Linked DNA regions of Mus musculus: all the other regions are linked to region 2. A link is a loop called in an ENCODE intact Hi-C map of the cell type or tissue named here. Cell type or tissue: gastrocnemius. All regions are shown on one strand. Region 1 overlaps Bpifc (BPI fold containing family C). Region 2 overlaps Syn3 (synapsin III). Region 3 holds the start of Fbxo7 (F-box protein 7). Region 4 overlaps Syn3 (synapsin III).

The links. A loop is a pair of places that touch in the nucleus more often than their neighbours do. Peaks named below come from ENCODE experiments on the same cell type or tissue, not always from the same donor. Only the 100,000 strongest peaks of a DNase experiment are listed, where the experiment ranks them.
Region 1: a loop joins it to region 2, with 5 times the contacts of the local background. A loop is called at or near these places in 38 of 42 quality-filtered maps.
Region 3: it touches region 2 in a loop (5-fold over the local background); 10 of 42 quality-filtered maps call a loop at or near these places.
Region 4: a loop joins it to region 2, with 10 times the contacts of the local background. A loop is called at or near these places in 17 of 42 quality-filtered maps.

What each region holds. Positions count from the first base shown.
Region 1 is chr10:85,969,279-85,977,278 of GRCm38, reverse strand. Bpifc (BPI fold containing family C) reads left to right here. Exons shown (of 16, transcript NM_177772.4): 11 at 915-1,085; 12 at 1,840-1,907. Among named protein-coding and RNA genes, the nearest start is that of Rtcb, 15 kb to the right of the region's middle. In gastrocnemius, no CTCF peak of the experiment used is centred here; a DNase peak (open chromatin) is centred at 4,140.
Region 2 is chr10:86,460,377-86,468,376 of GRCm38, reverse strand. Syn3 (synapsin III) reads left to right here. Exons shown (of 14, transcript NM_013722.3): 2 at 942-1,398. The coding sequence starts at 1,088. Among named protein-coding and RNA genes, the nearest start is that of Syn3, 35 kb to the left of the region's middle. In gastrocnemius, a CTCF peak has its summit at 4,355 (motif pointing right); DNase peaks (open chromatin) are centred at 4,369 and 4,653.
Region 3 is chr10:86,018,747-86,026,746 of GRCm38, reverse strand. It overlaps Fbxo7 (F-box protein 7), which reads right to left and starts at 4,818. Exons shown (of 9, transcript NM_153195.2): 1 at 4,603-4,818; 2 at 2,037-2,331. The coding sequence starts at 4,724. In gastrocnemius, a CTCF peak has its summit at 4,880 (motif pointing left); a DNase peak (open chromatin) is centred at 4,877; H3K4me3 peaks cover 1,880 bases; H3K27ac peaks cover 1,822 bases.
Region 4 is chr10:86,179,214-86,187,213 of GRCm38, reverse strand. All of the region lies in intron 6 of Syn3 (synapsin III), which reads left to right. It overlaps Gm35636 (a long non-coding RNA gene), which reads right to left. Exons shown (of 8, transcript XR_003949028.1): 5 at 297-7,030. Among named protein-coding and RNA genes, the nearest start is that of Gm35636, 21 kb to the right of the region's middle. In gastrocnemius, a CTCF peak has its summit at 4,859 (motif pointing left); a DNase peak (open chromatin) is centred at 4,843; H3K27ac peaks cover 531 bases.

The DNA of each region.
Region 1 (8,000 bases), 490 kb after region 2:
ATTCACAAAGTCCCACCACCCTTAAAATAATCCATTTAAATATAGAAATGACTGGTTTGAACGAAAGATTTAATCCTTAAATCACTTTGTTTGTTTGTTTGTTTATTTGTTTGTTTATTGTCAAGGTTTCACTATGTAATCCAAGCTGATCTGGAACTCAATATTTAACCCAGGCTAGTCTTTAGTTTTTGATCCTCCTGCCTCAGCATTTCAAGTACTGGAGTTACACATGACTTAAGTAAACAACCCTTACTGTTAGTCCTTCAGAGCATCCCAGGTATCATACATTATGGACCCACAGGCTTCAATTTGTCTTAAAGACCGAGATGCTTCAGAGAAAGGCACTCAAGGCAGACAGATCTTGACCTGAACTTCAGTTCTACAATTTATTCTTCAAGAACTATGAGAAAAGCACTTATCCTTTCCACAACTCATGCTCCATTATAATACAGCACTACTGCCCAGAGGTAGTGACCTTCAACCCCAGCACTCAGGAGACAGAGGCAGGGGGACCTCTTGTAAATTAAAGTCCAGTCTGGTCTACAAAGTGAGTTCCAGGGTGGACTACACAGAGAAACCTTTTTTGAAAAACCAAAAGATAGGTAGATAGATAGATAGATAGATAGATAGATAGATAGATAGATAGATAGATAGAATAAGAGTAAACCAGCACTTGGAGTTTTATGAAGAGTAGAAAAGAGATGATAAAAGTTCCTGGTGCTGTGTCTGGCACAAAGAAAGTATTCAGCAAGTGCCAACTGTTGTTGGGTTTTGCACATTGTTAGCCTAGTAAAGAGGTGTTTTCTATTCTAACTACACGATGCAAGATTCACTTAGCACCAATCACCCAGTTTGTGGATTCCCCTCATCAGCTCCTGACTCTCCATCTCTGTTTCTCTCCCTCTATGGGACAGATTGCAGAGATCTATGTCTTGTCCCAGCCGTTCATACTGCAGATGATGGCCACAGGGCCTCCTATGGTCAACTTACAACGAAACAATTTCAGCCTGGAGTTCCCTGCTGCTGTCATCATGCTCACTCAACTGGATAACTCTACCATCCAGCCCATCGTCTCCATGGACTTCGTGAGTTTGGGAATACAGGCGGGCAGCCTTTGGGAGTCCATCCTGTTTCTGCTGTGAGCCATTAGCCAACAGCCTCTTGATGTTTTAAGTAAATGTGATTCCTAAATTAAGAGTGAGGATAGAGTAGATACTGAGGCTGTCTAAAAACAGACCCACCAACCCATATATGGAAGTGGCTCTATATGGAGACAGAAGAGCTCACGGACCTGTGTATAAAATATCTCACCAATATCTACTTCCCGTGTTCTCTTTCACTTACATTAGAAAGCTGTAATCAAGTGTCCCTGACCAATTAAATGTCAAAGGAGTACATTGATGGTAAGCAAAATTACACACATGAATGAGAAGAGCCACTTGGAAAAGGCAAAACTAAAGAGGGCGCTGGGGCTGTAGCTCAGCGATAGACTGCTTACCTAGCATGTGCAAGGCCCTGGGTTTCATCCACAGCACTGTCAAAGATTAATTGAAAATGGATTCTCTGCAAGACAATATTTTCAGAGCCACTTATTTGTTTGGTTTTGAGACAGAATCTCCCCCATGTAGCCCAAACTGGCCTTGAACTCCCTTCATTCTTCCTTCTCACCCTTTCAAATGCTATTTATACTCACACACTGCCCAGATGCAGAGAGTTCTTGCCAATATCCTTTGAATAAAAGGGGACTTTGGGATCGTGATGTCTCCACTGTAGGAGATTATACTTTTTTTCTAAATGGACAGCCACTCACCTCATTAACAAGGGCTTTCTCATCTTTAGGTTGCTAGTACCAGTGTTGGCCTGGCTATTTTGGGACAAAAACTGATCTGCTCCTTATCTTTGAACAGGTAAGATGAGTTTGTTTGACTGTTGTAAACCTTGGTAACAAATTGGAGAACATTCTCCAAAGACAAAGGGCCCATTGAGAAAACAAGTGCTTTAGCCTTGTGGGACTGTGAGTCAGTTTGGTACCCTGCCTCTCACAGAACAGATGACTTTAAAGGTTGGACTCAGTGAAAGAAAGTTGATTGCACTTCTGTTTTTCTGCTTCCTTCCCATGAAAGCAATGGTAAGATAAAATAGGGACAAGGTCATTATAAAAATAATTCTATCAATGCCCATTCTGGTGATGACTAAAGTTCCTCTTGGCGACTCAAGAGAGAGTATATTGAATGGAGATATTGCAAGAAAAGGGGTTCATGAGAATATTTAGGTGCAGTATACATCTTTAGAGATTATGGTATCATGTTTCAAATCCCTTCTCATTGGCCTTATGGCTACGGTCAAGTCTAGCCTTAGTAAGGGTTAGTATTGCTGTGAGAAAACACCATAACCAAGAGCAATTTGAGGAGGAAAGGGTTTATTTGGCTTGCATATTCTACATTACATTTCTCTTGAAGGAAGCTTATCCAGGAACTCAAACTGGGCAGGAACCAGGGAGTAGGAGCTAATGCAGAGATCATGGAGGGGTGCTGCTTACTTGCTTGCTCCTCGTGATTTGTTCAGCCTGCTTTCTTGCAGAACCCAGGACCACCAGCCGGAGTGCTACCACCAAAAATGGTCTGGGCCCTCCTACATCAATCACTACATCAATCACACTCTACAGGTTTGATCTTACAGAGGCATGTACTCAATTGAGGTCTCTTCCTCTCAGATAACTATAGCTCGTGTCAAGGTGGCAGAAAACTAACCAGCACGAGTCTATTAACCACTTCCACTTCAAGTTTCAGTTTGCTTATGTGTAGCATAGTGGAATTGGACTGATCTAGGACCTCTCAGACTCTAACAGCTGGGTCCTGTAAGTAGAATACAGACTTTAACAGGATCTTGGCCCATAACCTAGCTAGTCTCAGGGGAGGTGACAAGGTCTGAAGGGTCATTGCAGTTCCTACATACAGGTCACTCACTGCATACCATCTTCAAAGTCCGTGATCACTGAAGTCATAAACCAGATTACCTAAGGGGAACGTTCACAGTAAGGTTAACGGGCCCAGGCTAAACTCATAGAAGAAGAAGAAGAGATAATAAAAACAGTCAGAAAAGAACTGAGAAACTAACCAGAATTGTACAGGAGAAGGAGAACTAGAGTCGAGGAGCTAATAAAGTATGTCCTTTGGCAACAACAACAACAAAGAACTAAGAAACCAACAGGAGAAAGTCGGCCCACCACCCTAACTCTTTCAATAAAATCATGTTGAATAGAAAAATAATACAAGACTACATAAATACAGTAACCAATTGTGCAATGAAAAGCTTCATAACTAGGCAGGAAACTAGATCAGCCATCACCCCCTCAAAAAAAAAATCAGGATCCAAGATTATGAGATTGGGAGATTAAAGTTTTTCATAAAAGTATTCATTATGCAATACTGTTTTACAAGAAGAGGAATCCAGTTGTAAAGAGAATCTGTAGAATAGGTTCACACAGAGATATGGCTTCTTGAGGCATTACTCAAACTTGCCCTCCAAGTACTACTGACTTTGCAGAAGGGTTCAAAGATAGTACATCTGGAGTTCACCAGACTTAGGGACCAAGGACAATGCATGCAAGGAGTGTAAAAGATCACCATGTTGTTATGATGGTGTACAGCTTAATACCAGTGCTGAGGGGCAGAAATGGGCAGGTCCTAAGGGCTTCCTGGCCAGCCAGATTGGCTGAAACAATGATCCCCAAGGTCAGTTGGGGACCTTGTCTCAAACAAACAAATACAGAGTGATGGAGGAAGACATCTGATATGGAACTCTGGCTTTCACAGACACACACAGAGATGAGCACATCTCTCTCTCTCTCTCTCTCTCTCTCTCACACACACACACACACACACACACACACACACACACCTATGCACACACACATGCATGTACAAGGTTTAAAAAGTTATGAATAATGTCAGAGTAGAAACTGAAGGACTCTGAAGGTGGCTCTTACAGACGAGTCTATATTAAGTAAACTCAGGCTCTGAGCTGGCTTTGGGCAAGGATTGTGGGGTCATGCCTTACTTGGGCAAAGAGCCAGAGACTTAACAAAGTTGCCCAGACTGGGCTGAAAGGCAGTCTTGTCCTCAGGGGTGGGAGCAGCAGCCCCGCCTTCCACATCATTCCCCAGCCAACTCTTCCACTTTGGGGCTCTCAGCTGGACAGTTCAGGCTGAGCTGGTTTGGTGTTTGGCTGATGTCACAGAGAGTCATCAGGAAAGGAAGGGCATGGGTGGAGATCTATGAGACAGACCTCAAAGGAGAAGAACCAGGCAACAGTTCCGTGTCTCCAAATGTCCCAGCGTACCATGGCCTTCTAACCAACCCCTGACTGAGCCACTTGGCATTGGTAGTGTAGATGTGAGAGGCAGAAACTCAAGGCAACCCAGTGGAGTGGGATTCTAGTGAGTTAGAGAGCATGCCTAGCTGGGTTTAGGTCCCAGTACTGATATTTATCAGCTGTGTAGTCTCAGGCAAGTTCCTTAACCTGTTAAACAGGCGTTCTAATACTCAGCCTCCCATTTTGCCCCTACCTACGGCTCCTCTGTCTCATCCCTGGCAGGGGCTCTGGGAGACACCCTCTACTCCTCTTTATCGCTGAGCTTTAAATTCTGCCAGGTCCCAGCATGGCGCTTGCTTTACTTCACTGAATTTTTTTTCTTTTTTTTCTTCTCTCATATATTACATCTGACTGCAGTTTCCTCTCCCTCCTCTCCTCCCAGTCCCCTCTCCCCCTCCCCCAGATTCACTCCTCCTCCAGTTCCCTTAAAAACAAAACAAAACAAAACAAAACAAAACAAAACAGGACTGGAGAGATGGTTCAGCAGTTAAGAGCATTGATTGTTCTTCTAGAGGTCCTTAGTTTAATTCCCAGCAACCACATGGTAGCTCACAACCATCTGTAATGGGATCCAATGCCCTCTCTCTTCTGGTGTGTCTGAAGACAGTGACAGTGTGCTCATATACATAAAATAAATAAATAAGTTGAAAAACAATAAAAGAGCAGGCCTCCCAGGGTTATCCAGCAAAGATGGCTTAACAAATTACAATAAGACTAGGCACAAACCCTCATATCAAGGCTGGACGAAGCAACCCAGTAGGAGAAAAAGAATCCTGAGGGGGAGCCCACACCTGACACTGCCTGAATGGCCAGGAACCAAAGGCAGGACAACGCAGATGCGACGTGACATCACTTAAATCCTACCACTCTGTTTCACGACCTGACACCAATGTGCAGTAAGTGTCTTGTAGGCAAAGTGGGCACCTGGAGGTGACATGATGGTCACCGAGCGTAGACAACCTACTCTTAAGGCCACAGAGCTGTCCAATGGCTGGACCGGAACTTGAAACCTATTTCAGAGCCACAGGTGTTTAATTACATTGTAATCTTGCCTTTGGCATCGGAAAGAGTTAAGATGTCGGAAGTAGCACGTAGATCTGGGACTTAGGAAATAAATATAGTTGTCCGAGGCAGGACACCCGTGAACCTGGTGTCATGCGAAACTGGGAAGACATGGGACAGAGTGAGCTGCATGGAGGTGATACTAGGCCTCTCACTGATGCTCAAGTACAGAAAAGGAAGAAAGGAATGGACAGCCAGGAACACTGATAATGAACCTGACCTCTCTGCGAATGTCTAGTCGGAAGCTTGGCGTCTGGAGTCAGGCATATCTGCCTGTTACTTAGTGGATGTGTGAGCTGAAGCAAGCTATTCAAGCTCGAGTGTCGGCTTTCCCACCGGACAAGCCTCACACTCGTGTATGCATCTTACACACAAGGAGAGCATCTTGCCTCTGCACAGGCTGATGGATGAGTAGATGGCAGGGTGGGTATGAAGGCCCTGACCCAAAGCCTAGCCAGTGCAGCCAGTCAGCTCATTCTCTCTTCCCATTCCAGGATCCAAGTTTGATCACCTAAGATGGGGAAACTGGTCCCCCAAAGGCCCGACAAGTTAGAACGGCCTTCCAAGCTGTAGACTAGGCTCTCCACATCACAAGACAGATTCATGCTGTTCTGACATGGAGCCTTTTGAGCCAAACAGAATTGTGTTAGGAGGCATTGCTAGCACATAGTAGGTACTTTGTAGAGTCACAGGGCAAGTTAAACGATACTCTCTCCATAGCCAACTCAGGGAGCTCCAGGGTCACTGAGAGACTCTGTCTCCAAAAATAAGGAAGAGAATGATTGAGGAAGACACCCACCCTTGACCTCTAACCTTCACATGTGAGCGCACGTGTACATATATACACATACACATGCACACACATGTGAGAATGGGTATGTGCATACACAAAAGCCCCTTGACGTAATCAAATGTACATTATTGTTGATTCACTTAAAACAAAACAAAAGCCAGACAGTGGTGGCGCATGCCTTTAATCCCAGCACTCGGGAGGCAGAGGCAGGTGGATTTCTAGTTTGAGGCCAGCTTGATCCACAGAGTGAGTTCTGGGACAGCCAGGGCCATACAGAGAAACCCTGTCTCAAAAAACCAAAACCAACCAACGAAACAAACAAACAAACAAAACAAAACAATTTTTCATTTTTGTATGATGAAAACTCTGGATATTCCCAAATTCCCTACCTATTATCATGATCAACACACACACACACACACACACATACATAAACATACACGCCCTACAACTCTTCCCAAGTAACACAGTCATAAAATACAAACACGGCTCATTATTAACTTTTCTCAGAAGTTGGGCAGGTAAATATTTCTCAACATGAGCCTTCTGAACTAGGAACACATGTCCAGGTACACCGAGTCTGCATTTTCTGTTGTAAGGATGCTTTGGACTCTGGTAAAGGAAGAAACTCTAAATGGCTCCTTCTCTGGAGAATTTCCAGGCTGCAGGAGGTACTAAGGTTAAGGCAGTGAGGAATCATTGCCTGTTAGTATTTCTCCCTGAAGAAACGTGTAACTGAAGGTTAAACCTACAGCTGGTGGGGATCTTTTTGTGTTTTGTTTTTGGTTTTGTTTGGTTTAGTTTTAAGTTCCAGGGCAATTGTATTGGAGTTTTAAAAAAAGACCCTAGAACAGGCAAGCTGTAAATCTCAGCTGCTGCCCAAGGAGGAAAAGAGAGAGCCAAGCTGTTTGATCTCGGCTAGAAGGTCAGCCCAGAAGCAGAAGCCGGGCAAAAAAGGGGAAGAAGGGGTCAGAGAAGAGTGGGGAAGCCCAACGCCTCGGGAGAGCACCACAGTCTAGCATTGAAGCTCTTCAACTGTTGCTCCTAGTTCCCAAACCCCCAAGCCAGCTTCCCCAGCTTCCTAAAACTTTGCTTTAGAATGCCTTAAACCTTAAAGGGACCCCCAATTCCAGCTAGTACTCCCTACCCATCTCTCTCTCTCTCTCTCTCTCTCTCTCTCTCTCTCTCTCTCTCTCTCTCTCTCTCTCTCTCGTGTGTGTGTGTGTGTGTGTGTGTGTGTGTGTGTGTGTCTATGTGTCTGTGTGTGGGCGCATGTGAGGGTATCTATTCAGTAAGTATTTCTTGAGCACCTATTTTGTGCCTTGTCCCAGAGAACAGAGAGAAGGACAATGATTCCTACCTAGTCTGGGGGAGGAACAAGTGATTAGTGGGTGCAAAGTATCATTCTAGAGGTGCACATGGACTGCTTTCCTCAAAGGACAACTTGTTTTGGCCCAAGACTCTCTTTCTCCACCATACAGACTGTCTTTCCCCACCACACAGACTGTCTGTCTTTCCCACCGCACAAACACATCAGTAAGTCCTAGCCCACACTGACTTCTCCCCCTTTTCACACAGTTTAAGAATTCTACAAAAAAACAAAAAAACAAAAAACAAAAAACAACAAAAACAAAACAAAACAAAAAAAAAACAAAAACAAAAAAAAAAAAACACAGCAGCGTCTAGGCTACTTTGTATCCAGTGAGCGCTTAGGATGCTCTTGGCTGTCAGTCATCTCTACATACTGCAGCCCATCATCTTGCATCCTCAA
Region 2 (8,000 bases):
ACAAATAAATACGGGTTACCAGAATGTATTCACTGCTGTGTTTTATTTATTATTTCTTTTGTGTTACTTTTATATGGCTGTAGTTATTTTGTACGTGTAATTTTGTATTGTGATTCTTTTTTATTCAGGGCTAGGGATCCAACTCAGAGCTTCCTGCATGCCAGGCCCCTCTGTTGCCGAACTTTCTGCCCCAGCCATTTAAATTTTAATTTATATATTTATTTATCCACTTAGTTTGGAGACTGCTTCTAGCCTCTTGCTAAGTAATTCAAGCTGGCCTTGGGCTCACTATAGTCCAGCCAGACCTTGAACGATTGACCTCCTGGTTTCTACCTTCAGTGTAGCTGGGGTTGTTGGCATGTGCCAGCAAGATGAGGCTTGATAAATTTAATATTACAGCATGAAACTTAGTTTTGTTACTAAAGATGCTTCATGTGAACTCTTTTTTGTTTGTTTGTTTGTTTGTTTTTGTTTTTCAGGACAGGGTTTCTCTGTGTAGCCCTGGCTGCCCTGGAACTTATTCTGTAGACCAGGCTGGCCTCGAACTCAGAAATCCACCTGCCTCTGCCTCCTAAGTCCTGGGATTAAAGGCGTGCGCCACCACTGCCTTTTTGAATGGACAGAAACAATTGCCCTCGAGACTTATCATTGTCCTATGAATGCTGGTGGCTTGCCAATGTTTTCCTAGGGTCAGTAAGGCTGTGATGAATCTAATTATGCATGAAGTATTTACCTGTTTCTTCGATTTTTTTTTTTTTTAGTATAGAATTCCTGAAAAATGGAAGTTGTATGCTTTTAAAGCAAATTGCCAAATTACTCTCTAAAAGTATGTCCCAGTTTTCACAGACACAAACGATGGGCTGGAAACGTGCTTTATCTATTTGCTTTTAAATGGGAGGTAGTTGGTTCCACTAATGTGCTTGTTGGCTTGTTTTCAACAGATAAACAGAGTCCTGGGAAGTCCACTTCTCATGGTGCAGAAGCTCTCTCTGACCCCAAGCCTCCAGCTCCCCGTAACTGGCAACCTGAGCTTCAAACCTCATCGAGTTGATTCTGTGTGGAAGGAGAATTCCCATCTATTGCAGCCATGAACTTCCTCCGGAGGCGGCTGTCTGACAGCAGCTTTGTGGCCAACCTGCCCAATGGCTACATGCCGGACCTGCAGCGCCCAGAGAGCTCCAGTAGCTCTCCAGCATCCCCGGCCACAGAGAGGAGGCACCCCCAGCCCCTGGCTGCCTCCTTCTCATCTCCAGGATCCAGCCTGTTCAGCTCCTTCTCCGGTGCCATGAAACAGACCCCACAGGCTCCCTCAGGGCTGATGGAACCACCCACTCCTGTCACACCCGTGGTTCAGAGACCCAGGATCTTGTTGGTTATCGATGACGCCCATACAGACTGGTAAGCAGCTTCAGGGATGGAATCTGGGTGTGGCTATCTCACCTCTTGGGAGGAAAGAATAGAAAGCAAGTGTTATAAGAGGCTTACATAGTTTCTGAGGCTAGCTGGGAGCAGGAGGCGTTCATCAAGGAGAAGCTGTATGTCTTGTTTTCTAGGGGCCTTATACTGGCAGAGCTATCTGCCAACTCCAAGTCTAACAGCTCTGAGATGAACAACAGAGGGCCCAAGTCTGGAAAGTTCCCCATGTATGCTATAAACGCCTTAACGTTTTTTGATATGGGAAAAGCTCACTCACTGCCAGTGTTCTGGAGACACAGCAGGGAAACAATATGACCTTTCTGAACAAGCATGAAATACACACACCTCACAGGGTTTCCCAAGTTACCTTCCGCTCTGACAAAATGAGGCTGTTGAGAAGGTACACGAATCACCAGAGGCTTGCTGTTCTCATCCTAACTCTTGGGAACAGGTTACCCACACTTACATCCCACTTCTCCCATGAGCTTGACCTCGGATACTCCATTGGATGGGGTTGACGAGTTCTCTAGCCTCCTCCGCACAGTAAGTTCTGAAGGCAGTAATCATTCAGTAAGTGACCAATCACAGGGCACCAGATCACAGGAGCGGTGCTTATATATAGGTCTGCCTCTCTGGAATAAGTCTATCCCCCAATGTTGTGATCCTGAGAGGTGATAAATACTGTAAGTCTCTGAAGACATAGTTTACAGTTAAGGACATCGGCCCAATTATGTAGACATTGAAGCACCATGTCTAGAGCAGAGTTGAACCTGTGCGAAACAGTTGTTCTGATAGTAGACCCATGCATAGTGTTGGTGGCAAACTCATATATGACTATCTCCAGAACCCCAAAGACTGGCACATGGCCAGCACCCCTAGAAAAGTAGACTCAGATTGGGGGCGGCCGAGCCTCTGCTTTGGAGTCGAAGCTGTTCATTTATTCAAATGTATTCCTAATGTTTGGCAATGCTAGAACATGCTCAGCTGATTTAGGTGGCAGGCCTCATCTTTCTGATGAGAGGCGACCTCTTTACTGTTAATTGCTTTATGCCTAGAACTCACTCTCCAAACTCATGGAGAGCTCCCTACCCCTGCCTCTTGGGTGCTGGGGTTACAGGTATGAACCCCCACACCCAAACTAGAAATAATCTGATCTTAACATCCAGGGCGGTCTGGAAGTTGCCTCTGTCTGATCAGCCTGAGTTGTCTTCTCTTTTCTCCAAGGCTTTTGACTCTCAGGCTCGCTTATGCCTGCTGTATGCTGGGACTCTGCTCTTGAGGCTTGGTAGCTTCAGAGGTTTTGCTTCCAGGCCCTCATCCAGGGGCAAAGCTCCTGCCCATTTACCCAGCAACGGAGTCTCCGTTTCTATCTAATCCAACCTTTTCTTTTTACAAGCATATCTGTGTGTGATGTGCATGCATGTATGTATGTGTGTGCTCACGCGTGTGGGTGCATGTACGTGCATTAACAAATATGCTGTATGTATAGAAGGTGGAAGTTGATGTCAGGTGTCATTCTGAGCCACTCTTCACTTTATTTAGAGGCAGAATCTCTCGATGAACCCAGAGTTTACCAACTCTTGCTAGACGAGCTAACTGGTTTCCCCGCCCTACCCCCCTGCACCACCAGGACTCCCTGTCTCTGCCTCCCCAGGGCTGGGATTACAGGTGGCTACTATGCCTTCCGTACTTTTACAGGGGTTCAGGGATCTAACCTCCAGTCTCCCTAAGGCTTGCAAGTCAAATACTTCATTCACTGAGCCATCTCCCCAGCACCTAACCAGACATTGGACCTTATTCTGTGCTAGTTGTCTTACCTCTGCCTCAGCTATTTGACAAGAAAAGTTGCCTCCTGTTTGGAAGTGAAGTTTAATAATGGAGAGTGTGGTATGGTAACAAACAACTAGGCCACATTCTGTCTGTCCCTCAACTCCCTCCCAGCTTTGTAGCTCTTGTGACTTGCTATACCTGTCTCCTCACGGGGCTTTATGGAAGTAGATAACATGAAAGTCAATATAAAAGTCCTTGGGTAACTACCAAGTGGCATGCAAGCATATATTCATACTATTGTATAGAACTGTGGACCTCTCTGTATGTCATTAATCATGGCAGCAACACCTTCCAGGCATTCTTGGTTTATGCCTTTGTCCCCTGTATTGTGCAGAAAGGACAGGGTCCATCCCATTGTGTCTGGCTTCCTATTGCCATTCCTTCCTGCTTAGCACCTGCCAAGTAGATATTATTGCTCTTTATCTGCCCACAGAGCCTGTGACACTGTGACAAGGTACAGTGAACAAGGCTGGGATCCAGCTAGTGGCCCCAGTCAAGTAGCATTTAAATTTTGACGTTGGTCATCGATCTCCTTAATGTATAGAAATAAGTAGTGTAGAAGGCTTAGGTGCGGCTCCCTTGGAAGTCATGGTGGAGGTAATGCTTTTGCCCTGAGTGGTGTGTGGAAACATCTATCACTTGCTCACACTTCAATTGGGTCTTAAGAACAACAGTGGTTGGTTTCTGGCACGCTTCTTGCCCTTTGATGGGGAAAAGAAATTGAGACTCATGGGCTTACCTGGGAGTTGGCCACATATTCACTGAATGTTTGTGACTGGGAGACTTCCTACCACAGGTTCATCAGCTTCTCCTTCAAACTCCTTTCTTACATCTTTATGCCCTCCTAACCTCTTACCATCTCAGTGGCATTCCCAGCTCTCTCCAAATTAATGTTCCCTGGGTGCCTTCGAATCGGTCTTGCTGGTTGTGGTAGGGCACAACTGTAATCCTTGCACTTAGGAGGCAGAGTCTGAGAGGACTGGGAGTTCAAGGCCAGCCTCTGCTACATAGGGAGACTGTTTCCAGAACTAACAGCTTGCAGACACCAGAAGATTCTCTCTCCTACCTGTAGAAGTCTCCAAAACTGCCTGACTACAGCTACCAAAATTAGCCAGCAGGTGGCAGGCTAGCCCCACGGTCCAATGTATCCTGGCGGAGCCAGCTGCCTCCAGGTCCAGCTTCTTCCCAGCCTCTCCTGCTTTGTGTGAAGGTCTCCAGAGAGGAAGGAGAAGTTGTGAAAAGAGAAGAAACCAGCTCCCACAGCCTCTTCCTTCCCTTTTGAGATGATAATGAGAGGGGCTTCGACTGTCAGGGCTGAGAGTGACCCTACCCCCCACACCCACACCCAGAACCAGGGGCACACTGCTGTCCGCTTCCTGACCCTTCTCAGACTCAGCCCTGCAAACTGTCTTTCTCTGTTGGTCCAGGGCCAAGCTGCCTCATGAGGTTTCCTTGCAAGCAGAGAGTGTGTTGGGAACCCACGCCTCTTCTCAGAGGCCAGCTGGCAGATTATTTAAATCTGTGGGTCCAATCAATTCCACCTGAGAAATGGCCAGATCCCTGGGAAAGGGACCTTGCATTTATTTTTCCTTATTTTTCTTCCCATCTAGTCCCTCAGTAGCTACACCCTTAGAGAAAATGACACACCCCCTCACAGCAACCATTAACAGTCATCAGCGCCTCAGGAAAGGGTGGGATCTTGTGGACACTGGTGCTCTCTCTCTCTCCCTCTCCCTCTCTCTCTCTCTCTCTCTCTCTCTCTCTCTCTCTCTGATTGAATGTGGAAGGGTCTGTGTGTCCATAGTTACAGTGACAATGTCATATTGGGGTGACAACGTTTCATGACAACCCTCGCATCCTGCCACTCTTAAATTCTATGATGCTTCCAGGCCTTGACAGGGAATGATATAGATGTCCCAACTATGGATCATCAATAATCATCAATTGATGATTATGCTCATCAATCACATATTCTCAGCTCTTGCGCCAGATATTAATCTTTGCATTAACCAACATCCTCTAGGGGGAAAAAAGCCCCAGGCTGAGAGCTGCACTCGGTTATGAGTATAAACATATTTAGAAGGCAGTTTGACAGCCGGTCCCTTGGGAGAAAGAGTAGTGGGGGTGTCCTCCCCTTGAGCCTTTCTCAGCCATAGGCTTTTGATTTTGATCAGGTTTATAGTGTTTGCATTTTCTGAGAACAAACTGAGATCCCAAGACAGCTTTGCCGCAAGGGTTCACGGCGGAGTACTTTAAGATGCAGCTTGTGGAGGTGAACCTAGCCATGCCTTGGGTCTCTAGGGAGCTTCTGGCCACCCTAATAGAGGTCTGGCTTGGTAGCAGGTCTGTCCTCTGGGATGGGACAAAGCAGTCAGTCCTGGGATGCCCGTGAGCACGCAAGTCAGTTTCTAAGCTGTTTCCTTCAGCCTGCTGCCCCGGCAGGCACTGGCTTCCTTGCCTAGAGTTTCCAGCAGTTGCCCTGGCTTCAAGCTTCCAGTCTTGACCTTGTCTCCTGGTTACCTTCCAACCTAGCATCGTTGCATCCTCTCTGAAAACAAATCAACTTCCACCCTTTGGTGATGCATCACAAGCCTAAACTTTGAGTTTAAAGTCACAAGCATGTGACACACACACACACACACACACACACACACACACTGGTTCTGTGTATGTCTTCAGCTCTACATCCTGCTTTGCAGACAAGTGATTCCTAAGCACAACTCACCTTACCAGTTTCTGCTCCTGTTCCCCCAAATACCCTTCCCTACCATGTTTACCTGGCCAACTTCTGTTCATCCTTAGAAGCTTCAATAGGTGAAGATGTTGCCTCTTCCGGGTACCACATCTGACACGAACGTCTTGTTCACAGTGCTGGTGGCTACCTCCCTGATTTAGCTTCTTCACCACAGCCTTGTGGCTCATATCACAGCAGGTTGTAATTGACTTTTCCTCGGGTTGCTCAGTCATCTTTATATTATCTAGAGTTCAATGCACAATCAGTGCACGGTCTTTGCATGTCATTGTCCCTCTCCCTGTCTAATCAGTGTGACATTATGAATTTGCAGGTACCTGACCTTGGTAGTCAGTGGTACTACACACATAATGGAAGGGGTCACAATTCTAATCCCTATACTATGAAATCTTAGCTCTTTATCAGTATGCTAGAGTCCATGAAAAGTGAATGCTTAGGATTGTTTTTAAAAGAGAAAGGAGAGTCTGAGAAGGTCCTAAATTCAATCCCCAGAACACACATAAGAAGCTGGATGTGGTGGCACACGCTTGTAATCTAGCAATGAGGACCCGGACACAGCAAGAGCCCTGGGACTCGGTGTCTATCCCTATTCTAACCTTCCTGGTAATTTCCATGTTCAGTGAGAGATCTTGTCTCAACAAGAAGGTGGGCAGGAGATGAGGGACAACACATGAGGTTTACCTTTGGCATCCACAGATGCACACACCCCATACATACACACACATGACTACCTCTTGCACATGTACACATACAAAAGCAAGCAGGAAGACATATAGGTGCACCAACCAGAGCCCTAGTTTTGAATGTCAAAATAAAAAACATTCTGTTACTTAGCAATTACAAAGACCATAACCAGGTGGAGCAGGTGAGCCCTCCTGCTTGCAGGTTCTCTGGAGAGAGAGCAGGGGCACTGGGACTCGTAGATGCAGGTAAGATTTGTCCTGGTGGTCCTCTCTCCTCTCAGCTAACTTGTTCTCAAACTGCAGTTCCATCTAACAATGACCTGTCTTATGTCTGCTTACCACCACCCCTTCCTTGTCAATTTGACAAGTAGAAAGGGTGTCCTTCATTTGAAGTGCTCCATAGCCACCATGCATGAAGCCTAGAGGCTGTCATACCTCATTTGCCTGGTAAGGCACAGTTAATGGTAGTCCTGGCTGAGCGCCTGTGACACTTCTAGGTTGAACAAGACTGAGATGGGGGTCTGTGTCTTCTCTCCCACCAGTGGCCTGCCCACTCCTAAATGGTGTCATTATGTTTCTATGCATAGAGCAGTACAGATGACAGAGATGGGGAAATGTGCAATGATCTGGGAAATGATTGGCAATGACAAGGTATGAGTGTGACAATGAGGAATGAGCGTGGTAGCATGCTTAAATTCTACTTGCTCTCACCTCGATTCAACCTAACAGAAAATCACACTGACTCTGGTGGAGACAGTTACACAGAAGTCATAGGCACTATCAGTACATAGCGTTGCCCACCAGCACTTCCCAGTGGACTGACCAAGAAGGAAACAGCAGAAGATGCTCATACCTGCTCAAGGAAAGCAGAGTAGCTGAGCTTGGGGCAAAAATAAGAGCCACCTTCCTACCCAAGCCTCCCATGCTGGCCATGAAGGAGATGCTGGGCAGTTTGGATGGAACAGAAGACAAAGACACACAAGAATCAACAAACTCCAAGGACCGGCCATGTCCTCATTATTACATGAATAGCTTTATGAATGGGCTTAATGTCTTCTCCTGTTGCTGGGATAAAATATTCTGACAAAAGCAACACAAAGAGGAGATGGTTCTTTTATGCCCAACAGCTCCAGTTTGTGACCTGTTATACTGGGGGACTCTCGGGGGCTGGAACTTAAGGTATGTGGTTACATACATAGAACCCATTGTTAGTGAGAGTGAGCATATTGCCACCCGTGTTGTTCTCTCCATTTTAAACGGACCAGGGTCTCCTGCCCAGGGAATGGTCCCTGCCACAATTATGATTGGCCTTCTCACAT
Region 3 (8,000 bases), 440 kb after region 2:
ATATCAAGTCTAAATTATGAAAATAATCTCTTCACTTTTCCCCATTATCCTACTTTAGCCATTTATTACTTAGTAGCATGGGACAAAGCGTGTAATTTTTAAAAAAGCATTACCCTAAACTGCTAACTACATACCCACTGAAGGCTTATCAAACCATATCCCTAAGTCCAAGAAGCTCTGGTACCCTCTGATATGAGTGTTTATCATCTTCCATGTGCGAGAACAGAAAAAAGCTAAGCATTACTTCTACGCAATCCTGTACAGGCCACTGACAAAAAAATGAAAGCAATTGGCTAAATTGCATTCCACCTCCTGTCAGGTCTGATACAGGTTATCCCTTGCTGTCATTAACAGTAACTCCCAAGAGCAATGAAATAAAACTAACCTATATTTAGTTATAAAATAAAATTCCTCTCCTCTGGTTTTGAGTCTTACCCATCCATTTATCTTCCTTTTCCACAGTTCCCTTCTATACTGAACTTGCAGATCATACAGATTCAAGGACTCCAAGCTCAGCACCCCAGCAAGGTTTCATAGTCACCCCATAAAAACCTTACAAGACAAACGGTATGCTCTTAGAATTGCTCTTAGACCTGGAATCACTACCTTCAGGCAGGCACTCTCTGAAAGAGCCAGCCTGTCAGTAAAAACAGAGTCTGGAGTCAAGTTTAAGTATGCAGCCACATATGCTTATCCATCGCACACATTGCCCTATGAAGCAGAAACACACAGAGATACAAGAATGATTTGAAAGACAAATTAAAATTACTGTATGTGGAAATTATTTTAACAATTTATGAACCTATTAAGTATTTTAATAACCACCTATTCAGAATATCTGCCTATTCTATGTCATGGATCAATGTTTAAGGCTTGCAAAAGAAATTAAATTGGGTTGATAAGAATAAACAAAAACGGCTAAGAATGGTATATGTTGTCAGTATTAATTGTTTTGTTATACAGAGAAACCCTCTCTTAAAAAAACTAAAACAAATAAAGAATCATTTCACAAAAAATATAAAACAAATAATTAGGGGCTGGAGAGTTGGCTCACTGGAAAGGCACTGGCTGTTCTTATAAAAGTCCTGAGTTCAACTCCCAGCAACTACATGGTAGCTCACAACCATTAATAATGGGGTGTGATGCTCTATTTTGACTATACACATTAATAAATAAATCTTAATAATAATGATGATAATAAGGAACTTACAAAGTAACAAAGATCACCATTAAATGTTTAAATTGCTGAACTACAATTAGCAAGGACTCTGGAATACAGACAGAAGTACAAACAGGAAAAAGAGAGTCAGCAAGGGCCCCAGGCCACATCTTCACTGGTCACAAGGTCAGCAGGTTGTGCACTTGTGTGAGTATGAAAATGGAAAAATGGGAAGGATCGGGAATCTGTACTAACTAGAGACAGGAAAAGAACAGAAAGTAAACCTGGAGAGGTAGGGTGGGACAATAAGGGATTTTTCTCCTCTGTGAAATAACACAGAATAGAAAAATTAGCGTCAAAAGAGACAGAGGTAGTACAGAGCAAGAGAATGCCACAATGAAGATGCAGGAAGCAGACAGCCTGAAAAGTAGAGTAAAGAACAGACTGGCAGCCTGTGGTATAAGAAGTCACTAGGCACAGGAGACCAGTGGTCCTCTGAGGAGCAGAAGAGCTCCTGTGGGGGGGCCATGCAAGTTAGAGTGCTAGCATATTAGTGCAGACATTCAGCAGTTTAAAAAAAAAAATGTTCAAGCAGGGCAGTGGTGGGCACACCTTAAATCCCAGTACTTGGGAGGCAGAGGCAGGCCAATCTCTGAGTTTTAGGCCAGCCTGGTCTACAGAGTGAGCAGCAGAGAATAGCCAGTACTACAGAGAAATCCTGTCTTGACAAACCAATCCAAATCAAACCAAAAATGTTCACAAAGGGCACAGTCTACAGTTTACTGATGCTAGTCATGCTGACTGGTGTAGAATTCCTCTGAAGAATCAATATACCTTATCAATTACTCTATCCCATCTCTTCATCTACAATACCCACCATACTGTCATCAGTCCAGGCATCAAATGGGGTGGCCTGTCCTTGGGATGAATCAGTCCCTTGTTCATCTGGGATGTTAGTCTGACTTGGGGTGGCAGCCAAAGAAGGTTGGTCATTATCCTGGAGTGAGGAATGCTCTGTATCTGTAGATGAAGGTAAGTTAGGTGCCGGCATGTCATCTTCAAGAACCAAACATATCAAGTCCCCAGAAACAATCCCATATGAAGCCAAGGTCTCTTCATCTCCAGTGAGGGCATCCTTGTTGTTCAATGTAATTGCAAATCGGGTATCAGAACTGCCAAGAAAGATGGATGAGCATAGTAAGAGCTACCTACCAATATTCCAAATAATACATTTGGAATACATTAAAGTACATGCTATGTTCCCAAAAGCTCTATATAATATTTTAAAAAGAAAGAAAGAAAGAAAAAGCAGGAGACAAAATTACTTGTTCTCATCAAAAGCCTGGGTCATAGACTTGTAACTGGAGCTTTAGTAGGCAGGGAGGCGAATCAGTAACCTACACTTCACCAATTCTAAAGCACAGACTTTGCAGTACTCATCATCTCTGACCATGAGGAGCTTCTTAAACTTAACACATCAACCAGTTTAACCCACAGCTTTGCTTCCAGCTTTCCATCGTGCTGGGGCTTCAAACTCCAGTGTCAGGCTGGTGCATCAAACGCCTCAGCCAACCCGCCAACCCCCAACCCCATTCATTTTTCTTAAGACACATCCATTAAAGAGACATTACTGGAGTTAAAACTATTCCTACTCCTCAGGAAATAAGATGCTCTGATGCTTGCAAAATGTTCTGGTCAACAACAAGCTGAAAACCTGCCAGGGGCCCAGGGACACACCATGTCAACCTTGGCAGAAAGGGGACTCCCCAAGCAAACAATTCGTTCTGTAGATGGGATAAGGAGCGGTCTGTTTAACAGAAATGCCAGTTTTCCCTCCCACTTTTCTGAAGTGTTTTCCAAGGCCCTATTTTCTGTCATTTTGGGGGGTCAGGTGATTTTACCAAAAATAATACAATTCCAGAAGCTTGCATATATACATATATGCAATCTTTGATCTGCTTACTAGAAAATACTCTTTAAGAATAACAAATGTGTCACATGAACACATTTTAAAGCTTCTCTTCTGTTCCCTAAATGAACAAAATTTCAGAGAAATGAGTTTACTTTCACAAGCTGAGGCTTAAATTCCATCCACCTAACCAACTGCAACTGTGAAAACAGCATGCAAGAGAAACAGAGCTCTTGGGTTTCCAACCCTTTCAAAACTGCCCTGCTTAACTGAGAAGTAAGACTACTTGTAAATACCTTAAAAATTGAATTCTCAAAGTGTGAGGAGAGATAACTGTTATCAACATTGAAAACACTTGGTTTTACACCAATAAGTAACATGTGGGTAGGTCACCATTATATGGAAATATATATTATATATAATACAGCAACATATTTTCTTTTAATATGAAAAAATGCTCTTTTTTTAATGGTTTGGCTAACATTATTATCTTATTAGACAGGGTCTCACAATGTAACACTGGCTGGTCTGGAACTTGCTATGTAGACCAGGCTGACCTTGAACCCTGCCTCTTCCTCCAGAGCGCTAGAATAAAGGTGTAGCTCAGGCTCACTTAATGGGGGGATGGGAGCAGGGAGGAAGGGTGAAAAAATCTATTCAGGGTCTCACTTTGCTTAACTCCCTACAAATAAAGTGAAAAGGCTTATTTAAAATGCCAATTAATGGGAAACGTTTTTCTTTGAAAATTTTTCCCTTTAGAAGCCCCAGAGCCCATCTTTTTAATTTTTTTTTTCTTCACTAGTTCAAATTTCTAGCTCAGCACTTGAAGTGGGTCGTCCATACAGTTATCTCTCTATGTCCTGAAACTATCTTCTGCAGAAACACAGACGCTTCATCTGCAAAAATTAGTAATAGAACCCCATAAATTAGTAATAGAACCTAATCCTTTTTCAACTTGCCATGAAACTGTAAGCTCTCTAGGGTCATGCCTCTATTCGTGAAAAAAAAGCAACATTCTCACCCAGAGAATGCCCGCTGACAGGCGTACTTCCTGAACCCTTACAGTGAGAAAGTGAGAAAGTTACAGTTAGGTGCAGTCTGCCACTTGCACGCTCAGCTGTTTTTAAAGTTACTGTAGCCTTGGGCAGTGGCACAAATTACAGTGACCTAAGGTGTCAAGACTTTTGTCACCTTGAGCACGATGCTTTTCCGATTTAACCACTGAACTATCCCAACCGCAGAGGTAAACTCAAGTTAACACCGGGAGATTTAACGCAAGCCAAGCTTCCCGAGTTCCCTTCCCGCCCTCGGGGCCGCAGCGACCGAAACCCCGGAAGTGACTACTCACCGGGGAGGACAGCGGCACCCGGGGGAGGCTGGGCCATGGTCTCTCGGAGCCGGACCCCGGCCAGCACCCAGCTGCCGAGCGTCACAGTCACAGGCGCCCAGTGCAGCTACACCCGGGAGGCCCGGGCCTCACGTGACCGCTCGAAGCGCGCCATCCCCCGAGCCCCACGACAGCGACGCGGCTCACCTGAACCCCAACGTGGGCAGCAGGACCTGGCTGAGGTGCGCGCGCAGCTGCCCGAGCGTTGGCTCCGACTCCGGCACCTCGAGCGGCTGGGTCCGCTTCTGAAGCCGCACGCGCAGCTTCATGGCGAGAGTCGGACCGCAAGCTTCGGTCGGCCCCGGGAAGAAACCGAAAGCAAGGAGCTCCGGGCCTGCGCTCCCGAGGAATCCCCAGCGCTCGCCGCTCGGTCGACTACGCCCCCTAGAGCCTTCCGCTCGAGCGGAGGGCCGAGCGCCTGCGCTTCCCTATCGCTGGCTCGGCGCGCGACATCGCCACCTGGAGGCGAGGCGCGCACGGCGCAGGCGCTGGGTTTGCTTGGGCGCACTTGAGTCTCTACGCTTCTGCTTCTGCTTCTGCTGGGGTGAGCGAGTTTGTTCCTTCCCTCCCAGCAAGCAGGATCTTTAGCTCTGGAAGGAATGCTGCCAACAGTGTGGAGACATGACAGACGGCCCTAACCTGATGTCACTGGTTTCCGTGCCCAGAAATGAACTGCTCTATCCCTGTCATTAGAGTGCTCAGACCTGCCTGAGAAATAATGTACACAGGTCCCCTGTGATGACTAAAGAAAGTTAATGTGGAGCCAGGGATCCCTTAAGGGCTGTTGGATGCCTGGGAGGTACTAGAGACCTGCAGGTGAGATAAGAATAGGATAATGGCTGTGAGGATAGTAACTGCTGCCTTTGCTTCTTTAAAACTCACTATCGCTATGGGAAAGGGATGAAATGATCTTTTAATTACTATATAGCGGGAAGGTGAGAAACAACTGAGGAAAGTAAAACAGTTTTCCTGCCCAGCTTGTATTTCGTGGTAAGTTGTAATATACACCTTTCTGATGTCCAATTTAAAACCCCATCTTATCCTTAGTCCCCCTTCCCTATGGAATGCTGTTTGGGCTCTAAAGCTGCCTTCCTTCTGCTAGCAGTAAGCATAAACTCATTTTAATATAAATTTGAATTGAGCCTAAGTCTTTGGTTTCTCCCAATGGATTTGAAGGCCACAACAGTATAGCTCTTCACTTCTCACGATAAATCTTGATAAACCAGACTGCCTCCATCTCAGGCGTAAAAGCCATCTTATAGTAAAGACAAACTAGGTTTCTCAAGGATTGGGCTATGTCCCACCTGTAACCTTAGCTACAAATGGCTCTGTACTGCCCCATGCCTTTATTTTAAAAGGTTATTATGGTGACCCTGTTGTAACCACCTTGCAACCATGTCTTTGTTTCAAGAGGCTGTTATGACCAACTTGGTATGCTTATGTTCTGCTTCGGTAATACATGCCTATTTGCCTGCCAAATCCTCATCTGGAAACCCCCTACTCCTGAACTATTACAATCTTACCTTACCTATGTCCAGCCCATGTATACATACCAAGAAAAGCTTGATTAATTAATTTGGCCATGATGGTTTGGGGTTGATGGTCTTTCTCCTCGAATCTGTGGGACTGATTTTTTTTTTTCCTGTGGGATTAACAGCATTTACTTCCTTTCTTCCTTGGCGCTGCCCTTAGGAACTTGAAGCTGAAGCCAACTCCTTTAGCCCCTTCATGTTACCACAAAATTTAAAGCAGCTTTTAGTTGTTACACAGTGTCTTAGTAAAATCTTTTGCTGCATATCAATTGTCCTCCAAAGCTTACTAACCCACATCAATAAACATTTGTCGACCCACAAATTCTGTAGATTGGGAACTTGGGTACAGGGTGGTTAGGTAATTCTGTCTCAGGGTCTCTTGCCAGAGCTGCCTGAAGACTTGACTACACATATCATCAAACGATTGGCCCCAGTTTTTCACAGATTTTTTTTTTCCAGAAATCTACTTGAATGTCCACATAACATGATAATTGGATTCCCTGAGAGTAAGCGACCCAAGCATTACCAAGACAGAAACTGTGAAGTCTTTTACAACATAGCCTCAGAAGTTACATATTTATTTCCATCTTTTTTTTTTTGCTACAAGCCAACATTTTAGTATAAGAATATCAAACCAAAAGCATGAATACTGATAAATAAATCAGATTGGTTTGAGACTGGTTGTAATAGAAAACCAATCTTTATGAAAGAGGATATTCTTGAGCTGGGCAAAAAGTTTGAGACACATTCTAGAATACATGAGAAGCCACTGGAAAGTTGTGAGGGGGTCTCCAATATCACGGTCTTTAGTTCTAAACAGTGGAAATTGACTCTGGGCAACTACCCAGGAAGGGGTGAATTAAAGGGATGATATATGGCCCAGCAGATTCTAGGAAGGACTGGAGAAAACTTATAACCACACTGAAGACGTGTCCTGATTAGGAATATATCAAAGTTGGGTCTGCGGGAAATTGCTGTCACCACTGCTAGGGAGGACTGGGGAGTGACTGACCCTGTCTCTGCTACCCTCAGATTCCTTGTGGGTTTTGCTCTGTCCTGCACCAACAAAATGACAAGCTTCCAAAAGATTCTGTTTTCTCACCTTACTTCCCAATCAAGGGTCTATATGGGGTGCAATCTGACTAAGGAAGTTTGGGCCCCATACCTGAGTCCTCACTGCAAAAGAAACTGAAAATCAGAATCTGACTCCTTTTTAGGAGCTTATTAGAATTTCCCCAGAAGTGTAAGGAAGGTGTTCAAAATTTGAGAAGAAGCCATGAATTTGACAGATGTGCACTACTAGGGCCATGCTCTAATCTGAAGTATATATATGACTTATAAAAAGGGTTGGCGGGGGAACTGTTGTGGTAAATCTCCAACCCAAATATGCCCTGGCAATGAAAACACAACTCAATTAATATGAATACATGCTGTGCGCCAAGACTGGGCAGATCTACCGCTACACTACCATCTTTTCCATAGAAGAGACCACTTAGAACTTTTGGTTTCTCCAAGCCAAGTGCTTCTTCTGCTCCACTTTCCTTTTTCCTCCTCCTCTCTTTCTCTCCCAAAACCTTCAGCCCCACCTTCCCCTCTTACTCTGCCCAATCGCTGGCTCTAGCCTTTATTTTATAAATTAAGGTGGGAAGAAGGTTTACAGGAAATCACCAGAGTGCTGACTCATTCCTTGTTCGCAGCCCCTCACGGGAGAATGGAATTAACATCAAATGTAATTAGCCCCAGGGAACACCTGTAGGGCCTTAGCATTGTCTCAGGGGCCAAGGGGACTTGCTATGCTTCTTGCTATGCTGTGGATTTAATTGTCAGCACCCACAATGCTGCTCACAGCCATCTGTAACTCCAGTTCTCGAGGATCCAGTGCTTTCTTCTGGCCTCTCTGGACACCAGGCAAGCCACGTGATCCACAGACATGCAGGAAAAACACCTACAGACATTAAATGTTTTTAAACTTTAAAATAGGGAATCTGTCCAACTCATTGTAGGTGGGGTATC
Region 4 (8,000 bases), 280 kb after region 2:
TTCATCCCTCCCTCCCTCCCCTTCTCCCTGTCTGCATCATATTCTCTCTCTCTCTTTCTCCCTCCCCTCTTGCCTTCCTCCCCTGCCTCTCTTCCTTTCTCTCTCTCCCCTTCTCCCTGCCTCCATCATTCTCTCTCTCTCTCTCTCTCTCTCTCTCTCTCTCTCTCTCTCTCTCTCTCTCTCTGCCTCTCTCCCTCTCCCCCTCCATCCTTCCTCCCTCCCTCCCTCCCTCCCTCCCTCCCTCCCTCCCTCCCTCCCTCCCTCCCTCCCTCCCTCCCTGTGTTGTCCCTTTTTACCACACTGTGTTAGCTAGAAAGAATGATGAGTGGGCTTTTGGGTCCTTTGTTTTTCTTCAGGCGCTGTTCTTGCATCTGAAGCGAGTTTGTTCTAGCAGACAGCATGACTCTCACTGCTGTCAGCACTCCTACTTCCTTAGCTGTAGCCTAGCCCACTTGCCTAGGACTTGCTTGAGGTCAGCCTAGTCTCCCACACACCACAATGCCAGTCCAATGGACTTCTATGCTTAAGCGTCAGACACGCATCTTGTTCATGTCTCCTCTGCCTGCATGCATGATCCACTGAACCATCAGTCCTCAGAATACACAAGTAAGCATATTTAAGAATTTTCAACAACAAAGCATTCAGTCAAGCCTAGGGCCATCAGAGCACAGAAACCCTGCACAGTGGCGTGGGCTACTCCCTAGCCCTGCTGCCAATGTCCCTCTGTAGACACAACTGGGAGGGTCTGTGATTCGATGAAGAATGATACCCCAGATTCAAAATAGTTTTCTTCTACAGTAGTTCAGCATGCTGGGGTCTCCCGTGACCAAGATAGAGAAACAACCAAGTGAACTCGCAGGCCTGATTTAAAGTACACCAGGGTAGGTGGACTTTAACTTACTCTATCTCTAGGCATTCCAGAGCCATTATGGGGCCTGGTATCTGTAAACTGTTGCTGAGAGATCTGGGGAATGGGGTTGATTTTGTTGTTGTTGTGTTTTGTTGTTGTGGTGGTGGTGGGTTTTTGTTGTTGTTTTGGTTTGTTTTGTTTTCTAGTAACTGACTTGCCTGGACTTGCCTGAACTTGCCCAGTTCTTAGGCCTAGTCTCCTAAACTGCCAGTGTGAAGCCTATCATGGAGTCAGCCTAGCCTTCTCACAGCCACAGGACTCACTACTACCTCCCATCCCCAGGGTCAATTTCACCTTCCACCCTAGATCGTAAGTCTCATTGTGCTCAGTTACTGAGCCAGTGCCCACTACAAGTTATGGTGCTCATGACGCATTGTAGAGTGAATATTACTATAAGGCCAAGTCTGCCTGACACTTAGCCCACTGAGACTTTTCTGAGGTAGTTTCCACCCCACTCATTTGATTCATTCATTCAAGAAGCTCATAGTCTATCGAGAGAGAGCTCTTGGAACATGAAGTTCTCCTGTCCACTTATGCTCGTCATTTCTAAGCACTGGCTAAAATGTGTCTGTCGTGAGAGAACTCCTGGAGTCCCATGGAGAGAACAGCTAGTGGAACAGTGAAGACAGAATGCCACAGAATCTCATGGAAGACATTTTGGAGATATTAAGAAGGTACAAGTAACCTAGCCTTGGACTCCCAGGAAGTATTTTCAGAAGAGAAAGTTCCCCCAAAGGAGGAAGGCCCTCCACACTAGAAATATTCCTCAGTTGGCAAAGTGCTTGCCTTGGAAGCAAGATGACAGGAGTTCAATTCCCAGATCCCACATACAAATCCAAGTGTCATGGTATAAATTTGTAAGCCAGTAATGGTGAGACGGGGCAGTAGAGATAGGTGGATCCCTAGAAGTTAGCTAGTCAGCTAGCTGGGCTTACTTGAAGAAGTTCCTGGCCAGTGAGAGACCTTTCCTCACATAAACTGTGGGAAGTGCCTGAAGAATGACAACCAAGATTGTCCAAAGACCATATGTGTGTGTGCGAGCACACACTCGCACAGAATTGGGGGGAGGGGCAGGGAAGGGGAGGGGGAGAGAGAGATTGGGGGCTCTTCCAATAAGAATGAGCAGATAAAATAAAGCACCATGGTCCAAGCCAGCACAGACTTCTCAGCAAGTGTATAGAGGTGGATTTTGATGCTGATGCTGGAGAAGTGGTGACTGGGATCTGGGATGCAGTTCTATCAGCCACTTGGCAGTAACATAATGCTCCCCGAGAACCAAAAGGGAGCCGCTAGCCCCTTCTAAGGGAACCTATAGCTGGCCTCTACCTCAGCACTTAGTAAGAATTTGTTCCTAGATGTATGGAGAGCATCCTAAGCCAGGGGAATATCCTGAGGCCAATTGACTGTTGTCTTTGGGAAATGGTGAGAAAGTATGGGGCAAGCAGGTGTGCCAAGATGCATCTTGAAAAAGGCTCAGCATCACCTGAGCCTGTTCTGTGTGCCAGGCTCTCTCCTAATGGTGTTATATCTACTTATTTGCTCTTGATGAGAGCCTTTAGAGATAGATTCTTTTTGCTGTCTCCATTTTGCAGATGAAGAAATCAGAGAGTTAAGTAACTTAGTCATGGCACTATGCCATCTCAGGCCCTTCCAGATCTTCAAGATTCCAGCAATTCTATGATGTTTCAAACCCTCACTATACTGAATGTGTGGCTGCTTAGCAACAAACCCAAGTAATCAGCAAGCCTTACGGCAAATGATAAATTCCATTTGTGGTCCCCAAGAAAATGCTGCTGGTGCAGGGGTGTGTCCACATCTGTCCCTCAGAGAAGGTGAGCAGACTACAGAAGAGTTGTAGAAACCTTGGACTGACTGGTACCTCTTGAACCCATGAACTCAGATGTGTGAAGAGAAGGGGCCAAGGACAGAGCACCAGGTAGGAGACAGAAATGCAGGAGATAAGGAATAGAAAGGAAAAACAGAGCGAGGTACTCAGAAGCCAATAGACACCCATGTCACTCAACCGAGACAGCCAATCACGTGAGACAAAAGCAATTTTGTCTGTGCAGGTGCCTCCTCTATGCATGACTTCATACAGAACTATCCTCCCTTCTCTTGAAAATAAGAAAAAAAAATAACAGGCAGTGGGTATAAAACTAGACATAAAGTCTTATTTTTACAACTCATGGGGAAAGAAATCACGCTTTGTCCAAAATGTGATGATTTGAAGTCTAAAATGGCAGTCTCTGCAGCCAGATGCAAAGTGCCTGAGTTGGACATCTGACAGACACTTCCACCCCCTTTTAGGTCTCACTTCACCGGTCAGTAGACAAAAGTAATTGAAGTGGCATGCTCAAACTTCTATCCCAAATCTAAACTTTCTCCTTGACCATTCCTTCTGGAAATTGGAGATATTGGAGTTGACATAATGTGATGAAAATCACGCATATGCACGAGGGTGCACACACACACACACACACACACACACACACACACTAGTACACACGTTCTGTAGGGTGGGTCTCTTTATATCCTAGTCTTCCTCTGTCTTGTTTTCTCTTCCAAGGTGGTGCCCAAGCTATTAATGAGAAGCATGTGCTGGGCTGCCTTGGAATTGATTTACAGCCAAAAGGAGAAAGGCAAAGGCAAAAGCAGGAGGAAGAGGCGGGGGAGGAGGAAGAGGAGGAAGAGGAGGGAGGGGGAGAGAGAGAGAGAGAGAGAGAGAGAGAGAGAGAGAGAGAGAGAGAGAGAGAGAGAGAGGCAGAGGGAGGCAGAGGGAGGCAGAGGGAGGGAGAGAGTGAGAGGGGGGAGAGGGAGAGAAAGAGAGAGAGAGAGAGAGGAGGGAATGAAGGAAAGAAATGAGCGCTTTGGTGTTCTCAGCCCTACACATAATTCCCCTATTGATGTACTATGAATTACAGTGGCTGCCAGGCCACCGTGGTTTCTGAATCATTTCCTTCAAGAGGGACTCTGAGCTTGTCCCTGGGCTGGCTTCAGCTGGACTGGATTGCAAGGAAGTTGGGCCTCTGGGCAGCTATGCTGCCTTTCCTCCCTACCAGAGTTCCAGCAGGAAGGTGGAGGTTCCGGCAGCACAAGAGAGTAAAGATGATAGACAAGCAGACCGAGCCTGATTACCCCAACAGTCAGACTCTAAAACTCAGGCCTCTCCATTATTAGAGATGGGAGTGAAGTAAAACACAAAATAGATAGACACTATGCATTCCTCCGATGGGTTTCAGACTCAGCTGAGCCCAGATTCACTTTCTTTTCTGCCTTGCTACTCTGTGTGATAAAAGTAAGATAAACATCTTTGGGGCAGAGTTGGATGTGAATTCAATGCCAGTCCATCTTTCAGTGGGTCACATTAGGGAACCCTGAGCTGCATCTCTCCCATGCAATTCCCAAGGCTAAGGATGAGGGTATATATGGTCTCGAATTTTCTCACCAGGGCATTGGTGTCCAAGCAAATCTGTTTTAAATTTGTCTATAGAGTAAGTTTCATTCACTCAACAAAGAACTTTAATCCCTTCTCTGGGCAGATCCTGTGTCGGCACCAGTGTTTCCAAGAGGAAATGGATGTGATCCCAGTTGTAAGAGATACAAGCAAGCATATGATGTAAATTGAGCATGGCATATGTTATGAGGAGGTGTTCCAGGAGAATCATAAATGCAGACCTGGGGCTGGGGAGAGTCCAGGGAAGGAAATCCAGAAAGTTCTGTTGCATTGAATGAGGCAACATGTCATGTCATGTCATTTTCCTTTGCCCAGACGTCCCTCCTCCTACACTAACTCCTATGTGCTTTCCCTAAGCTCTTTGTTTTGCTTGAAGATGAGACTCACCACATTAAGTTGTTAAGTGGCAGCTCTCCTCCATGACAACAGAGGGCACTTTCCCAGCAACCTCTGCAGGTTGAGTAAGTTCTGGAGACCGCCACCTGGTGGCCATACTGACCCAGGTCCAGTTGCCTGCTACTGTTCTAGAGATGGGGTGACCTGCAAGCAGTACTAATCAGAACCTGGTAATGGTTTGCCTGCTCATTGGCTTGGAGTTACAGGTAACAGGTAAAAAGAGAAACTTCTAAGAAGCCTTGATCTGCCTTCAACTGGCTGCAGTCTCCCCTTAAGGTGGCTTTGAGAAGCAGCTAGTTTCGAGGAGGTACCACATCTTAATCTTGTCTTAAGATCCCTAACCCCTAATTGCCCTTGCTGTAAGAATCATCATTGAACTGGTGAATGAAGCAGACCCTTATAAGGAAGGTTCTAGAAAGAGCACAGATTTGCTATACTTGCTATATACTTGCTTTAGATGTTGTCTATACTGTCTAGAACAGCTGTTTGTTTATCTGGCTCATCCCTGGTAAGGTGACTTGCCCTGGGTCACCCAGCTCATCACAGAACCAGGACAGGTGGGCATGTCAACTGACTCTCTCTGCATTGCCTGGCAGGGTCAGACAGTGCTTACATAAGGAGCATAGCAAGGCAGCCCAGGAATCAGGCCTTTGCCTGAGGTTACAGGCTGTGAGAGCTTTCTGCTAAGACTCACTGCCCTTCCTACCACTCTCCTTCTCAGACCCTCAGGGGCTCCCTCTTGCTTGCCAGTTGGGATCTGAATATCTTCCCTTCCATTGCTCCATTCCAACTCTTTCCACATAGGCTTCAGCCCTTCTTGCCTTGCCCTCCCACCCCCACCCCTGCCCGGCCAGGACCATATGAATGCCTGCCCTGTGTGAGCTCCCATCCCTAGCCTACCGCTCCTTATTCCCCTGAACTCCCAGAGCCTGCATTTCCTCACCCATAAGAAGAAGATCCCCAAGCTGGGCATGGTGGCGCACGCCTTTGATCCCAGCACTTGGGAGGCAGAGGCAGGCGGATTTCTGAGTTCAAGGCCAGCCTGGTCTACAAAGTGAGTTCCAGGACAGCCAGGGCTATACAGAGAAACCCTGTCTCGAAGAAGAAAAAAAAAGAAAGAAAGAAAAGAAAAGAAAAGAAAAGAAAAGAAAAGAAAAGAAAAGAAAAGAAAAGAAAAGAAAAGAAAAGAGATCCCTAAAGCACAGGCAGACTATGTTGCTGTGAGAATTGATGGAGTTCAGCATGCAAGGCCCTCTGAGCAGCACCCAGCAAGTAAGCTGTTTGCCACGTGTTAGCAGGGATTCCTGTGCTTGTGACCACATGAACCATGTTCCTTTGCTCGTGTCCTATGTCCCCCTTGACTTTCTCCTCAGATGGGACTCATTCTTGAAGATCATTCTTCAAGATCTAGACCTCGTTTCCTTCTTAGCCAATGGAGGAGTATATATCACGCCCCTCTCTCAATGGCACCCTGAATTCCTAGTCCATCAAAGGGAGCAATAGTGACTGCTGGTGGTGGGATGCCTCCAGTTGGCAACTTTACAGTTAGAATGCATAACTTGCAAAAGCCTGGCAAACATGAGAGGTGGGTACTTCGCAACTCTAGAAGAGATATTCACTGCTCAGCTTCTGACTCGCTGGATACATGCCATAGCCTTGGCCAGGCAACCACCCTGTAAGACATGCTCTCCCACTCTACAAACTCACTCTACCTGGGAGTCCCGAGGCTTCCCAGGTGCTGACAGCTCCATTCCTCACCCACTCAGCCACCCAGAGTTCAGGGAAGTCACATCAGCCAGGCCACCCAGAGCCCTTTGTCCCCAGCCTGACCCCTGCTACCCTTATTCCCCCTCTTTCCAAGCTCTCCCCTTATTCTGTCTCCCCAGATCCTCTTTGCAATAAAAATGGAAAGGTCCCTTCTCAGCTCCTACCCCTTTCCTGTTTTTTTTCTCCCTCCTCTTTCACATTTTCTTCACTGTCCCCAAGTCCTTCTCAGGGACTTTAACAAGCAATTCACCTTTTATCTACTCATCAAGCATTGTGAGGACCACGTGCTCACCACAAGGCATTATAGGAGAGTCAAAATACATAAGATACAATCCTGGCACTGGGTGGGGAGGGCAGGGTCTTCTCTGTTCCAGGAAGAAGCCAGATGCTTAAACTGTTCCTCTGAATTCTGCACCACTCTGCCTTGGGCCAGCCTTTGCTGTGTAGTAGTCTCCACTCCACTGAAGATACATTGAAGTAGGGAATGTGGCATGTGCCACCACCTACATGGCAGATAAGAAGTAAAAACAAGCACCATTCCCCCCAAGTCAGACCCTCAGAGCATCGTGCACAGCAGGGTAGAAGACCCATCTGATGCAGAGATGAGTGTGAACCAGGATACATTAAGCTGTTTCAGACAAGATGCTGTGTCCCTTCCAACTGCATACATTAATACCTTATTCCCCTCCAAGAAGAGGATTTGAGGTGAGGTCTTTGGAAAGTGATTGCAAGGCTGAGGCCCTGGTGAAATAAGAGTAGTGCCCTTATAAAAATTCTCCAAGATCTGGTGAGATTATTCAGTCTGCAAAGTGCAAATATCTAAATTCAGTTCCCAGAACCCAGGAAGAAAAACTGGGCATAGTGCGACATACTTGTCATCCCAGTACTGGTGAGGCAAAGAGAGAAGGCTCTCCAGAGCTCACTGGCAAGCCTAATTGTCAGGATTCGGGTACAAATAAGGCCCTGTCTTGAAAATCAAGGAAGACGGCTCCTGAGGAATGTCACCTGATGTTGACCTTTGACCTCCCGACAAACCAGTGTACACATATGCAACTCCCCACATGAACACACACACACACACACACACACACACACACACACACACACACACACACACACACACACACAAATGCTCCCTCACCTCTCCCGCCACTTAAGATCACACCGATGAGGTCCCATGTGCAAATCTATGAACCAGGAAGCAGCCCTTGACAGGGAGGGACTCGTCCAGCTTCTTGACCCTGGTGTCCCAACACTTGGGGCTATGAAAGATAGGATTGTGTTGTTCCCAAGTCTGCGGTGCTATGTTTTAGCAGCTGGCCTGAACACAGGCAGAAACATTCTCAGGGCCGTCTCCGGCCCCACAGCACTTCTGCTGACCGTCTTTGTTTATGCCTAAGACTGCAGGGTCTCTCCTTTGTTCTTAAGCCCATGACCTACTGGAGTGAACAGCAAATTCATCACTCATTTCAG